2 separate regions of the Homo sapiens genome follow, and region 2 is linked to region 1. The links are chromatin contacts, found by Hi-C or POLR2A ChIA-PET in ENCODE. All regions are on one chromosome and are shown on one strand. The core of a region is the stretch at or near the end of the contact, and the rest is flanking DNA. Distances in the headings are between cores, read along the strand shown. Region 1 holds the start of RLF (RLF zinc finger). Region 2 holds the start of MFSD2A (MFSD2 lysolipid transporter A, lysophospholipid).

Evidence for each region. Hi-C counts contacts between places; a loop is a spot of excess contacts on that map. ChIA-PET counts read pairs that join two places held with the same protein, here RNA polymerase II (POLR2A). Pooled maps may share reads with other maps.
Region 2: a loop to region 1 is called in a pooled map, with 5 times the contacts of the local background. The contact joins the promoter of MFSD2A here to the promoter of RLF in region 1. A Hi-C loop is called at or near these places in 6 of 50 pooled maps. POLR2A ChIA-PET finds 5 or more read pairs at or near these places in 3 of 52 experiments (K562, WTC11 and activated CD4-positive, alpha-beta T cell).

The regions. Positions count from the first base shown.
Region 1 is chr1:40,157,756-40,163,841 of GRCh38, forward strand. It overlaps RLF (RLF zinc finger), which reads left to right and starts at 3,632. Exons shown (of 8, transcript NM_012421.4): 1 at 3,632-3,881. The coding sequence starts at 3,645. It overlaps LOC105378671 (a long non-coding RNA gene), which reads right to left and starts at 3,523. Exons shown (of 3, transcript XR_947232.3): 1 at 3,210-3,523; 2 at 1-90. RefSeq lists a silencer at 2,094-2,295 and enhancers at 3,304-3,920, 3,408-3,917, 3,921-4,536.
Region 2 is chr1:39,952,721-39,958,806 of GRCh38, forward strand. MFSD2A (MFSD2 lysolipid transporter A, lysophospholipid) reads left to right here and starts at 2,425. Exons shown (of 14, transcript NM_032793.5): 1 at 2,425-2,665; 2 at 4,367-4,501; 3 at 5,981-6,086. The coding sequence starts at 2,573. RefSeq lists a silencer at 2,247-2,376.

The DNA.
Region 1 (6,086 bases), core at 2,382-4,881:
CCTACATGACCTGGCTCTTTGCTCCTTCTCCAATCTCATCTTCACTTCTTTCTCTCTCTTGCACCATACTCCAGACATGCTGGCCTAAACCTAATTATTTGTATTACAAAGATATAAAAAAATAGAGAATAATATTTATATATATATACATATATATACTTTTTTTGAGACAGAGTCTTGCTCTGTCGCCCAGGCTGGAGTGCAGTGGCGCAATCTCGGCTCACTGCAACCTCTGCCTCCCTTCACGCCATTCTCCTTCCTCAGCCTCCTGAGTAGCTGGGACTACAGGCGCCCGCCACCACGCCCGACTAATTTTTTGTATTTTTTTAGTAGAGACGGGGTTTCACCGTGTTAGTCAGGATGGTCTCGATCTCCTGACCTCGTGATCTGCCTGCCTCGGCCTCCCAAAGTGCTGGGATTACAGGAGTGAGCTACCGAGCCCAGCCAATAGGGAATAATATTATAGATATTATATAATAATATATAATAATATTATAGATTATAGAGCCAGATCTAATACTTTAATTAATACTTAGCTACATGTACCATTAAAATGTAAACTACATGTCTTTTCTGAATCTCTATTACCTGAAAAAGTGCCTAACACATAATATATGCTCAATGCATCTGGTATAATTGAATATTTGCTTCACATTAAAAAATAAGTAAAACATTACAGATACAGTGAATGCTCCTTATACCTCCTTCCCTTCCTCTTTCCCCAGAAGAACTACCTACCATTCTAAAGGTGATATATGCCATGCCTATAATATCCCTAGTTTTAATATTTTGTTACTTGAGCATTTGTTTTCTATGTTTTCAAAATTTACAGTATAGAATAATACGTTAAATATCCCTTGCGATTTGTTTTTTTATCATGCTTTATGCCTATTATGTTGATATATGCAGTTTTCATATGTTTTTTGGCTGTATATTTCAGTGTGTGAACATACCATAATTTGTTTATCTATTTCTTACTGTTGAACATTTAGGTTGTTTCAAATATTTTGTTATTCCCAATAGTGCTGCAATGAATATGAGCAACATGACAGTTAAGAGGGTGGATTCTAGAGCCAGACTACCCAGGATTGAATTTCAGGCACCATCACTAGTTGTGTCACTTTGGGCACGTTACTTCTTTGTGCTCTAGTTTATTTAATTGTAAAATGATGGCAATAAATTTTCATGATATTGTTAGTAGAATTAAATGAGTTAATACATATAAAGAACTTCGAAAAGTGCCTGGAACATATTAAATCTCAATGAATATTGACCGTTATTATTATTACCCTTATTATTAGGAATTGCTTAATTACAGGACATGTACATCTTCTATTTCATTAAATATTACACATTATTCTCCTAAGTGATATGTCAATTTATGCTTCCAGCAGGGGTATATAAGTTCCATTTTCCTATTTCCTATACTAATTAAAAATTCCTGTCAATCTAATGGATATGAAATTGTTGTTTTACTTGTACTTTGATAGTTACAGCAAAATTATATATTTTTTCTTGGGTTTATTGGCCATTCAGTTTTCTTTTTTGGTGAACTGCCTTTTTACCTACTTTTCTTTCTCTCTCTCTTTTTTTTTTTTTTTTTAGTGTCCCTCAGGCTAGAATGCAGTGATGCCACCTTGGGTCACTGCACCACAGCTTTGATTTCCAGAGCTCAAGCGATCCTCCCACCTCAGCCTCCTAAGTAGCTGGGACTAGAGGCGCATGCCACCACGCCTGGCTAATTTTGTTTTCATTTTTTGTAGACACAAGATCTCATTATGTTGCCCAGGCTGGTCTCGAACTCCTGAACTCAAGCAATCCTCCGGCCTTGGGCTCCCAAGTACTGAGATTACAGGCATGAGCCAAAACGTCCAGCTTTTTAATTTACTTTTCTATTGGGTTGTTTGCCTTTTTCGATTTTGGGAACTATTTGTTTGTTTGTTTGTTTGTTTTTTGAGACGGAGTCTTGCTCTGTCACCCAGGCTGGAATGCAGTGGCGCGATCTCGGCTCACTGCAACCCCTGCCTCTCAGGTTCACGCCATTCTCCTGCCTCAGCCTCCCGAGTAGCTGGGACTACAGGCGCCCGCCACCACGCCCGGCTAATTTTTTGTATTTTTAGTAGAGACAGGGTTTCACCGTGTTAGCCAGGATAGTCCTGATCTCCTGACCTCGTGATCTGCCCGCCTCGGCCTCCCAAAGTGCTGGGATTACAGGCGTGAGCCACCTCGCCCAGCCCGGGAACTGTTTTGGATACTAATCAAAACAATGGTTATGGCTGGGCGCGGTGGCTCACGCCTGTAATCCCAGCACTTTGGAAGGCCAAGGCGGGCGGATCACTTGAGGCCAGGAGTTCGAGATCAGCCTGGCCAACACAGTGAAACCCCGCCTCTACTAAAAATACAAACATTAGCCAGGCATGGTGGCGGACGCTTATAGTGCCAGCTACTTTGGGAGGCTGAAGCACGAGAATCACTTAAACCTGAGAGGCAGAGGTTGCAGTGAGCCTAGATCGTGCCACTGCACTCCAGGCTGGGTGACAGAGTGAGACCCTGTCTCAAAAAACAACAACAATAAACAATGGTTATATATATGGGGAATATCATTTAGTCTGTGGCTTGTCTTTGTGTGCTTTTTCAACTTGTTATACGGAAGTAACACATTTTAATACAGTCAAATCTAAATATTTTCCCTTATGGTTTGTGCTTTTCCGGTCTTATTAAGAAATTCTTAGCCGGGCGCGGTGGCTCACGCCTCTAATCCCAGCACTTTGGGAGGCTGAGGCGGGCGGATCACCTGAGGTCAGGAGTTCGAGACCAGCCTGACCAACATGGAGAAACCCCATCTCTACTAAAAATACAAAATTAGCCAGGTATGGTGGCGCATGCATGTAATCCCAGCTGCTCCGGAAGCTGAGGCAGGAGAATGTTTGAACCAAGGAGGCGGAGGTTGCGGTGAGCTGAGATAGCACTGTTGCACTCCAGCCTGGGCAACAAGGGTGAGACTCCGTCTAAAAAAAAAAAAAAAAATTCTTCCCTATTTTTGACATTATAAAGCTATTTTTATTTTCTGAAAAATGTTTGCAGGTCTTTAATCCATCTCGGCCTTATTTTTGGAAATGGTTTGAGGTAGAAATCTAATCATTTATTTCCCTTTTGGAAAAAATGTCTCATCGCCATTTATTGAAGAGTCTGTCCTTTCGCCCACTGACTTGTAATGCCGTCTGTATCATAAACCAAGTTCCCTTGATGTTACTCTTCATTTCGGCCTCACAATCTTTGCTTATTTTCCTTCTACCAGGGATGCTTTTCGCTATGTTCCTTTCAGGGCTACCTTCCTCTTGTCCCTTCAGATCGCAGTTCAAATGTCATCCCCCTCAAATCTAGATTGCTCTACAGGCATTTCTGGCTCCGTGATCCCATGACCTCAAAGGGGTCTAGGTGGGCATAGCCTCTAGCCAGTTGTTGCTAGGCTGTTGTCAGGACTGGCGATGCGTAGGCCACTGAGAGCACCCGGAGTCCGAGTGACGGAATCAGGCGGGCGCCCGCGTCGCTAAGGAGTGCGTCACAGTGCGCGGGCGGCCGGGGGCAGGGCCAGGGCTGAGTCACGTGGCTTGGTTGCCTACGCGCTGGTGGGCCGTGGGAAGATGGCGGACGGAAAGGGAGACGCCGCCGCTGTCGCCGGGGCTGGGGCTGAGGCTCCGGCGGTAGCGGGAGCCGGAGATGGAGTCGAGACTGAGTCCATGGTTCGGGGTCATCGCCCCGTATCTCCAGCGCCGGGAGCCTCGGGACTGCGGCCGTGTCTGTGGCAGCTGGAGACAGAGCTGAGGGAGCAAGAGGTGTCGGAGGTCTCATCTTTGAACTACTGCCGGAGCTTCTGCCAGGTGAGGGGCTGACTGGCTGGCTGAGGGCGGCGGGGCGGGGAAGTCAGGGAAGGAGGCCCTGGATCCTCTGTAAGCAGCCGGGTCCAAACTGAAAGGCGCCACCTCCGTGACTCGCCGCGCCCCCGGGCCGGGAAGGCCCAGCTCGGAAGCTCGACCGCTGGCCCCCCTGCGCCACTGCCCGACTTTGGCCACCGCTGGGTCGTTTTGCTCTGAGCCTTACTGAGATCCCGGAGGGCCCTGGCGGGTCCCTGGAAGGGCTGTGCCCTGTCGCCGTTGCCTGTGTCCTGGCCGGGTGGTTGGAGCGCCACTGCCCCCTGAGGGATTGATTGCTTGTCCCTGCCGGGAGATCCTTTTTTGAGTGGAGTGCAGATCTCCGAACTGGTAAACCCGGGTTTTTCTGAATAATCCAGAGAGGTGTGTTGGGGCCAGAGACTTATTTTTGGAGTTAACATCTTCTGGGCTCCTAAAAGGTATGACAGTTGGCTTCGAAAGGCGTCTAGAGCTTTCTGATTAGGGATTGCGGAGCCGGTTGGTTGTTTGGTTTTTGCTTTTTTTTTTTTTACGTTTAAGCCGTTCTTTCGTCTTTTCTGTATTTCTTTGAGAGGATTGTGCTACCGAGAATAAGGCTGACTCTTTGAGTAGAAGAGGATGGGAAGAGGGATGTAGAGTGTGGCCTCTTTTGGCAGTCGTATGATCATTTCTGTGCCTTGGTGGGTCCTAACCTATGATTACATATTTATGGGTGTGTTTAGTTTAGTCTCCATGACCACTCCGAGATTTTTCTGTATGTTTTCAAGTCTTTTACAAATACAAATATTGGCCATTATTATTTCTGCTTCCAATGTTTGTTCTGTCAGGTTTCAGAGGCACCCATCAGCTCCTTATCTGTTGTACCTTAGAAAATGCAAAATAATCGTGGCATGTTGGTACTTGGAGTCTAATAAGTAGTCCAGTATGCTGAATAAATTGCGGCGTTCTAAAATAATAATTTTGGGGGGCAATTTGCTCTGTTGGTCCGGAGTAGAATAAAAGTTAGCTTGCTTGATTGCTTTTCTTCCCTCTCTCTGCCGAGGCAGAAGCACCTCATCTCTCTGAATGGAATTTTGTCCTTACTAATCTTTTCCGTGGATTGTACCACTCCAATTTTTGTGTGTACAACCTGCAACATTGCCCTGTACTATTAAATGTTAACGTGTTGTTGTTCTCTGCTTCCTTAGTAGTAGTCATCCCTGTTTAGTAAGCTCATTTATTTTACAGATTTTTACTGACTTCATAGGATAGTGCCAGGGACTTTACCAAGTGCTGGGGAAACATGAGTAAGACAGCACTTAGCCTTGATGAACTTACAGTTGGTGGGAGGTGGTAGGAATGACAGTATTTCCAGTGCGGTTTTGGTAATGATGGAAAAGGAGGTGTTGTAGAGACAATGGTGAGGAGAGAGCCTTCATGGGATATCCTGATGGGAAAGACAATTAACTAGAAAAATAAGTAAAAAGGTTAATTATAAATTGTAGTATGTGCTTAGAAAGAAGTAACTGGGAGAGGCCACTTTAGTTAGTAAGACCCTATGGGCTGCAAGGATGAAAATGAGTCACGTGAAGGTCTGGGGTGGGGAAAGCATCCCAGTGCCAAAGGTAGAGATTGGTAAGGACCCAGAATGCTATGGGAGGAGGGGAAACTAATGGAAGGAGAGGGGTGGTGCAGGAAAACAACTGTGGGTTTTGGGTAAGGCTTCTAAGCTTGAGTTGTCTCCCTGGAAAGATGACAAGAATGAATGTAACCAGTCACATTGAAGCTTGTCAAAGGATCACATATATATGTATTCTGCTTTATGTCTAGTGCTTGCAACTGCAGTTTTGTTTAAGGTAATGTTTTAATGTCTTGAGTCTTGGTGACACCAGAGATGTGATGGCCCAGAAGAATTTTTAAAAGAAAGCATGTGTAATTTGTCTTTTCTATGAAGTTTTTTTTAACCTAAAATTTTCCCAAAAAATGTTTTTTAGACTAATAAATGAAACAAGAACAAGTATTCCTGTAACACTGTATTGTAATAGAAAGCACATGGGATTGGGAGTTAAGTTGGGTCTTGACTGTGACTTTACCACTGCTTAGCTAATAACCTTGGGTAACCATGTCTGCAAAACTATCTTATTTTCTGACCTTTATCTCCTTATAATGCTTTATACAATCAGAATAGAAAATTTG
Region 2 (6,086 bases), core at 1,175-3,674, 210 kb before region 1:
TAAGCAAGATGACATTGTTCTGTTGTGAGCCTCAAGACATTACAGAAAGCAGAGGATCGGGGAGAGACCTGACTTGACCCCAACTCCGGTGAAAAGGATCTGAATGATTTAGTTGACCACAACCTGATGGGAACTAATCATGGGAGAGAAAGGCTCTGAAGCCCAGCAGTCTTAGGCTGCATTAACAATGTGTCGCATCCAGACTGGAAAAAATAATAGGCCTATTGTGCTGGCTTGGTCAGGCCATATCTGGAATCTTGCGTTGCTACACTGACAGACTGGAATCAGGCCAGGAGGGGGACCAGCCCAGCTTCAGCTCCCAGGCACTTGTGCTAAATGCTTCCTGTGCATTTTCTTGTTTCATCCCCAAAACAAATCTATTAGGTAGCTACTATTAATTTTTTTTTTTTTTTGAGACAAGAGTCTTTGTCTGTCACCCAGGCTGGAGTGCAGTGGCACGATCTCGGCTCACTGCAACCTCCGCCTCCTGGGTTCAAGCGATTCTTCTGCCTCAGCCTCCTGAGTACCTGGGACTACAGGTGTGCCCCACCACACCCGGCTTATTTTTGTATTTTTAGTTGAGACAGGGTTTCACCATATTGGCCAGGCTGGTCCGGAACTCCTGACTTCGTGATCCACCCACCTCAGCCTCCCAAAGTGCTGGGATTACAGGCGTGAGCCAGGGTGCCTGGCCAGTAGCTACTATTAATATCACCATTTTACACAGGGAGGTTAACTGAGTTGTTCAGAGTCAGCCGCACAGCTAGTAAATGGAGACACTTAGGGCTTTTCCTAATGGGTTTCTGTGTGCTTGTACCTTAGCAGGGGAAGACTGAACATTCATTCACTGAACACAATAATTCAGGCCCTAAGCTAGTTGGTGGGGACACAGAAGTGAAAAAGATGCGGTTCCTACCTGAGGAGCTCATTGTCAACCGGGGGATACAGATCACTTGTGGTATGGTGTGACTGTGGGAGAGAAGATTTGGGGGCTGCAAGGGAGCTTAGCTAACCAAGCCTGGAGAGGGGAAAAGAGACAGAACAGTGTCACACAGCTTGGAGTAATGGGGCCAGCCATTCCCTTTCCACAGTATTCAGTGCCTCACTTTGGCTCTCTTCTGCTCAGCAATGGCCAAGAGCTGTGTGCCCAGATGGGATCTGCTGGCGTATGAGGGAGCATGGTGTGACCATCCTGGGGCAGATAGACCTTATCTCTCCTCCCTGCAATCAGAGATTTAAAGAAAGGAAGAAGGAGGCTGACATTAAGGAGCACAGGAACCGGGTGGGTAGCCTTTGAGAGTTCCAGCAGCCCCTTCACTAATCAGAGAACTGGAAAGACCGGGGTGACATTGACATAAGGGACTCAGAGGTGGAACTAAAGACTGTTCTTTTCTGGCATCCGTGCCTGCCTTCTGTTCCAAACTAATGCCCTCCCATCTTCTTTTGAGGACCACATTTCTGGGCATTCTCTTTTTCAAAACTTTCCCTGTTTCAACCCTCAGTGCCTCTGGAGCCATGTATCTCCCAGGGCTTCTTGTTGGGAGACACATACACCCCATTCTGCCGTCTGTAATTTATGCTAAGAGGGATAGAGCAGGGCTGTTGAGAGCAACTGCTTTGGTATCGGACAAAACCTTTCAGGCCTGGCTCTGCTACATAACAGTTGCTTCACTTCTCCAAGTTTCCCCTTCCTGTGCTGTAAAATGGGGATAATAATAGTACCACCCTCACTTGGTGGTTTTTGAGGGCCGAAAGAGATCATATTAAGCATGGAGGAAGCTATCCATAAAAAGGCCACTGTTGTCATAGTGTACTAGCGGGCGTAGCCCCGGCTTCTCTCCACGACTTGGGAGCTCCCTTCTGGCAGGGGCAGCCACTGGATTGCCTCATCTTTCTCCCCATTGCCCGGATGCCAAGGGCAGGACGGGGGAATGGTGTGTCTTCGGGGATGAGAGAGAGGCATCAGGAGGGAAAGTGTCAGCGTACGTCCTCTAGGCTTGAAGAAGGAGAGAGGCCCTGACTCCAGATTTTAAAGTGGGCTTCAGAGCCCCTACCTTTCCTAGGCCTGGGGCTCAGAAGTCATGGGTGGTAGGCCCGACTCGGGGAGAGTCGGACCTTGGGGACCTCGGGGACCTCGGGCAGATCGGGGACCCCGGGCAGATCACTTTCAGCCTGGGGCCTCGGTTTCCTCGCGCGTGTCTGGGAGGTCTCGCGGCCTGCTTCTCGGATTGCTAGGAGCCAGCGCAGGCAGATGCCGGTTCCGGGGCTTGGAGAACGTGGCTCGGTGGCACAGAGCCGCCGGGCGAGGCGGGGGCAGGGAGGCGGGCGACGGGATTGGCTGGAGGCGGGGCAGCGGGGCTCGGGGATTGGCCGCAACCGAGAGGGCTGGGCAGAACTATAAGAGGCGCGGAGGGGGCGTGCAGCAGAGTGCGTTCCTCGTCTGCCAGCCGGCTTGGCTAGCGCGCGGCGGCCGTGGCTAAGGCTGCTACGAAGCGAGCTTGGGAGGAGCAGCGGCCTGCGGGGCAGAGGAGCATCCCGTCTACCAGGTCCCAAGCGGCGTGGCCCGCGGGTCATGGCCAAAGGAGAAGGCGCCGAGAGCGGCTCCGCGGCGGGGCTGCTACCCACCAGCATCCTCCAAAGCACTGAACGCCCGGCCCAGGTGAAGGTGAGGGCCCGGCACCCCGCGTGGAGGGCGAGGGGAGGGAGGAGGCGGAAATGGGGGATCAGGGGCGTCCCGGGGTCGGCCTGGTCAGGGGACCATTGGGATAGCCAGGGACAGGAAGCCTACGAGCCAGAGAGGACCTGGGGGTGCCCTGGGACAGGGGGTGACGGAGAAAAGCTGTGGGCGCCCTCGCCCCCCTTTGCTCACCCGCACTCCACGCTCTGCGGAGAGGCTCTGCCGGCAGCCCCATGTGATTCCCCGCTCTGCCTAGCCGGTTTCCATTCTTCCGTGTTGAGCGGCTGGGGCTTGCCGCCCCAAACCCCAGAGATGACCCCAGAAATCTGGGAAACTCCCCTTGGTTCCCCATCTCTCATCCCCTACCTCCCACTCCACCCACCTACTCTTGCGCCTCAACTCTGCTGTTAGGGCCGCTCAAGTTCATTCATAAGAACAAGAGCTCTGCTCTTAAAGGAGCCGCGTCCCTCAGGCATTTGTCTGAATGTGGATGTTCGCGCGGGAACGGTGCTTTGCGCATCGAGACCATCGACCACATCCCCAGCCCTGGGGACTTATTGAAGGACCAAATAAAATGAGGCGGCCCCCTAGGAAAGGATCTCAGGCAATAGATACCTTCGTGGGAGGTGACTGCCTTTTCCTTTTAATTTTATTAACTGATCTTTGGAAGGAGCTGGGTGAGCAATTATGCTGTTACTATGTATGAGTAATATCTACTTTCCCTGGGCAACCCAACCTCCCTAGTGCCCCACCCGGAGAGGGATCAGGCCTGAACCTGGAGGCCTTTCCTCCCGTCTCCAAGGTCCTCTAGGAGCTCAGGGGTGGAGGGCGATGGGTCGGGAAGCTGGAGAGTAGGACAGTTCCTGGGTCCGCCTGAAGCTCTGGCTGCCTATAGTGGTCAGGGATGCTCTGGGATAGGTGGAACAGCTGCGCCTGCAGCCAGCTGGGCCGGGCCCCCGTAGCTCTCTAGAGCTCTCACCAGGAGTAGGCAGGTGGATCCTGTCTCTGAGGCAGGGTGGGAGCCTGGGCTGGGCTCAGGCAGCTCTTGGCAGCAAGCGGATTTTCAGGTTGTGGCAGCTGGTGCCGGGTGGGGACAGGTCGGCTGCTGGAGCATGCTCCCCCTGAAACCTGGAAAGGAGCAGTGCCTGAGGCCTTGGGAGGAGTTCTTTAGGGATGGTGGGCTGATAAGTTTCCTTAGAATCTCCAGGAGGGAGGTGGCTTAGGGGCTACTTTCACACAAGTATGGATTCCCCTTTTCCATGTTCCTAAGAATGGAGAACACCTTTCTTTTGTATAAAGTGGGATCTCGGAGATCGAGACCATGCTGGCTAACATGGTGAAACCCCGTCTCTACTTAAAATACAAAAAATTAGCTGGGTGTGGTAGTGGGTGCCTGTAGTCCCAGCTACTTGGGAGGCTGAGGCAGGAGAATGGCGTGAACCCAGGAGGCGGAGCTTGCAGTGAGCCGAGATGGCACCACTGCACTCCAGCCTGGGCAACAGAGCAAGACTCTGTCTCAAAAAAAAAAAAAAAAAAAAAAAAAAAAAAGGTGGGATCTCCTGGATAGGAACAGGTCAAAGCAGAGTTGTTTGTTCTGGTAGAGCTGGCCAGAGGGATGGTCCTTCCTGTGGAACCTTCTTGGATGGAGGCCAGAACCTTGGGCCTTTCATCTTTTCCTCCTCTTCCCAGAAAGAACCGAAAAAGAAGAAACAACAGTTGTCTGTTTGCAACAAGCTTTGCTATGCACTTGGGGGAGCCCCCTACCAGGTGACGGGCTGTGCCCTGGGTTTCTTCCTTCAGATCTACCTATTGGATGTGGCTCAGGTGAGTGGTCTAAGCCTTCGAGGGCTCCTTCAGCATCCTGAGGTGGGAAAGACTATGCACCCCTGGGTCAGTTCGCTCAGTTTTCCCCATCTGTGAAATGGGACCCCAAATCACTACTTTGCTGCCTCTGAGTCAGTGAGCAAGAAATGAGAAGACCCTGGAAAGTATCCAGTAAAGGAGTGTCTCCACTCCAGGAGTCTTTGCTGGAAAGGTCTGGCAACTCCTCCTTGCCTGGCATGAGCAACAGAGCCTGAAGGGGTAGGCGGTAGAATGAGGGAGAATGGGGCCTGCTGGGGATGCTGTTCTTAGAAGAGACTGGCACACTGTGTTCCTGGCTGGGAGATAGTCAGCTGGCTTGACTCAGGGGTTGGTGGCTGTTGCCAGGCTTGTGGATGAGATGCATCCCACCTTTACCTGAGGAGCAGAAGGGCACTTAGGTGCCAGGCTAAGTTAGAATGCCCCAGTACACAGGGTCTTTGACTGGGAGGGGTACTTAGGGTGAAACAGGACTATTCTGTGCATTGAGAAGCCTTGGCCAGAAGCCTGGCATCCTGAGAATTCACCCTGTCTGGATGGGAGAGTGGGAGGCAGAATAGCCATGACTACCGGGGCTCCTGCACCAGCTGTCTTCTCTGTGTAGCATCTAACTTGGCAAGCATCGCATCTTAGTTGTATCCATTTACAGAGGGGGAACACTGAACTCCAGAAGGAACAAAAAACTTCAGCAGCTAATTTTTGAGTAACTCCCATGGGCTGGGCCTTGGGTGGGGTGTAAATATGAGGAACCTGCAGTCAAAGTGTAAACCTGTTGTAGTGGGTGTTAGAGCTGGGGTTGGGGGGTTAGACTAGGGAGACTATGGTATGGGGAAGAATACCCACTCCCCAGAGAAATAGCAATAGCAGGGCTTTGATGGATAAGGAGGAGTCTGGAGAGTCTGTATTTAGGGCCTGGGGGGTTTTGGGGCGGGGAGGGGGATAACTTGAGTGGGTAGTGACAAGTCCCTTTTTAAAAAGCATCTATAGGCTCCTTTTTCCACATCCAAGATAGAGCTTGAACCTGTAAGGTAGAGCTCATAACTCCCATTATACAGATGGGAACACTGAAGCACACTGTGTTCACCCCGTGAATGCTCATTCTGATATCAGGTGGTCAGGAGCTCAGGGCTGAGAGAGGGAGGGAAGGAAATGTTTGTGGATTCATTTGAATTGATGGGAATGTTTTCAAGGGCAGTGGAGGGAAGCAATTAAGGAGACAGAGCTGGGAAAGCTTCTAAGGAGGCACCCAGTGCTACTGTTATTGGAGAAATGCTATTGTCATTATTAACAAGGCAAGTGAAGATGTGTAAGGTCCATGTGGGAGCAGCTCAGGGTCACAAGATCCTGGCTGAGATAGGGAGGGAGCCTCTGCTTCTGCCTACCAGTGAGAGTTGAGGCGAGTAGAAGGATGAGGAAGTTGTCTTTTGCTTCTCCTCATTCCAGGTGGGCCCTTTCTCTGCCTCCATCATCCTGTTTGTGGGCCGAGCCTGGGATGCCATCACAGACCCCCTGGTGGGCCTCTGCATCAGCAAATCCCCCTGGACCTGCC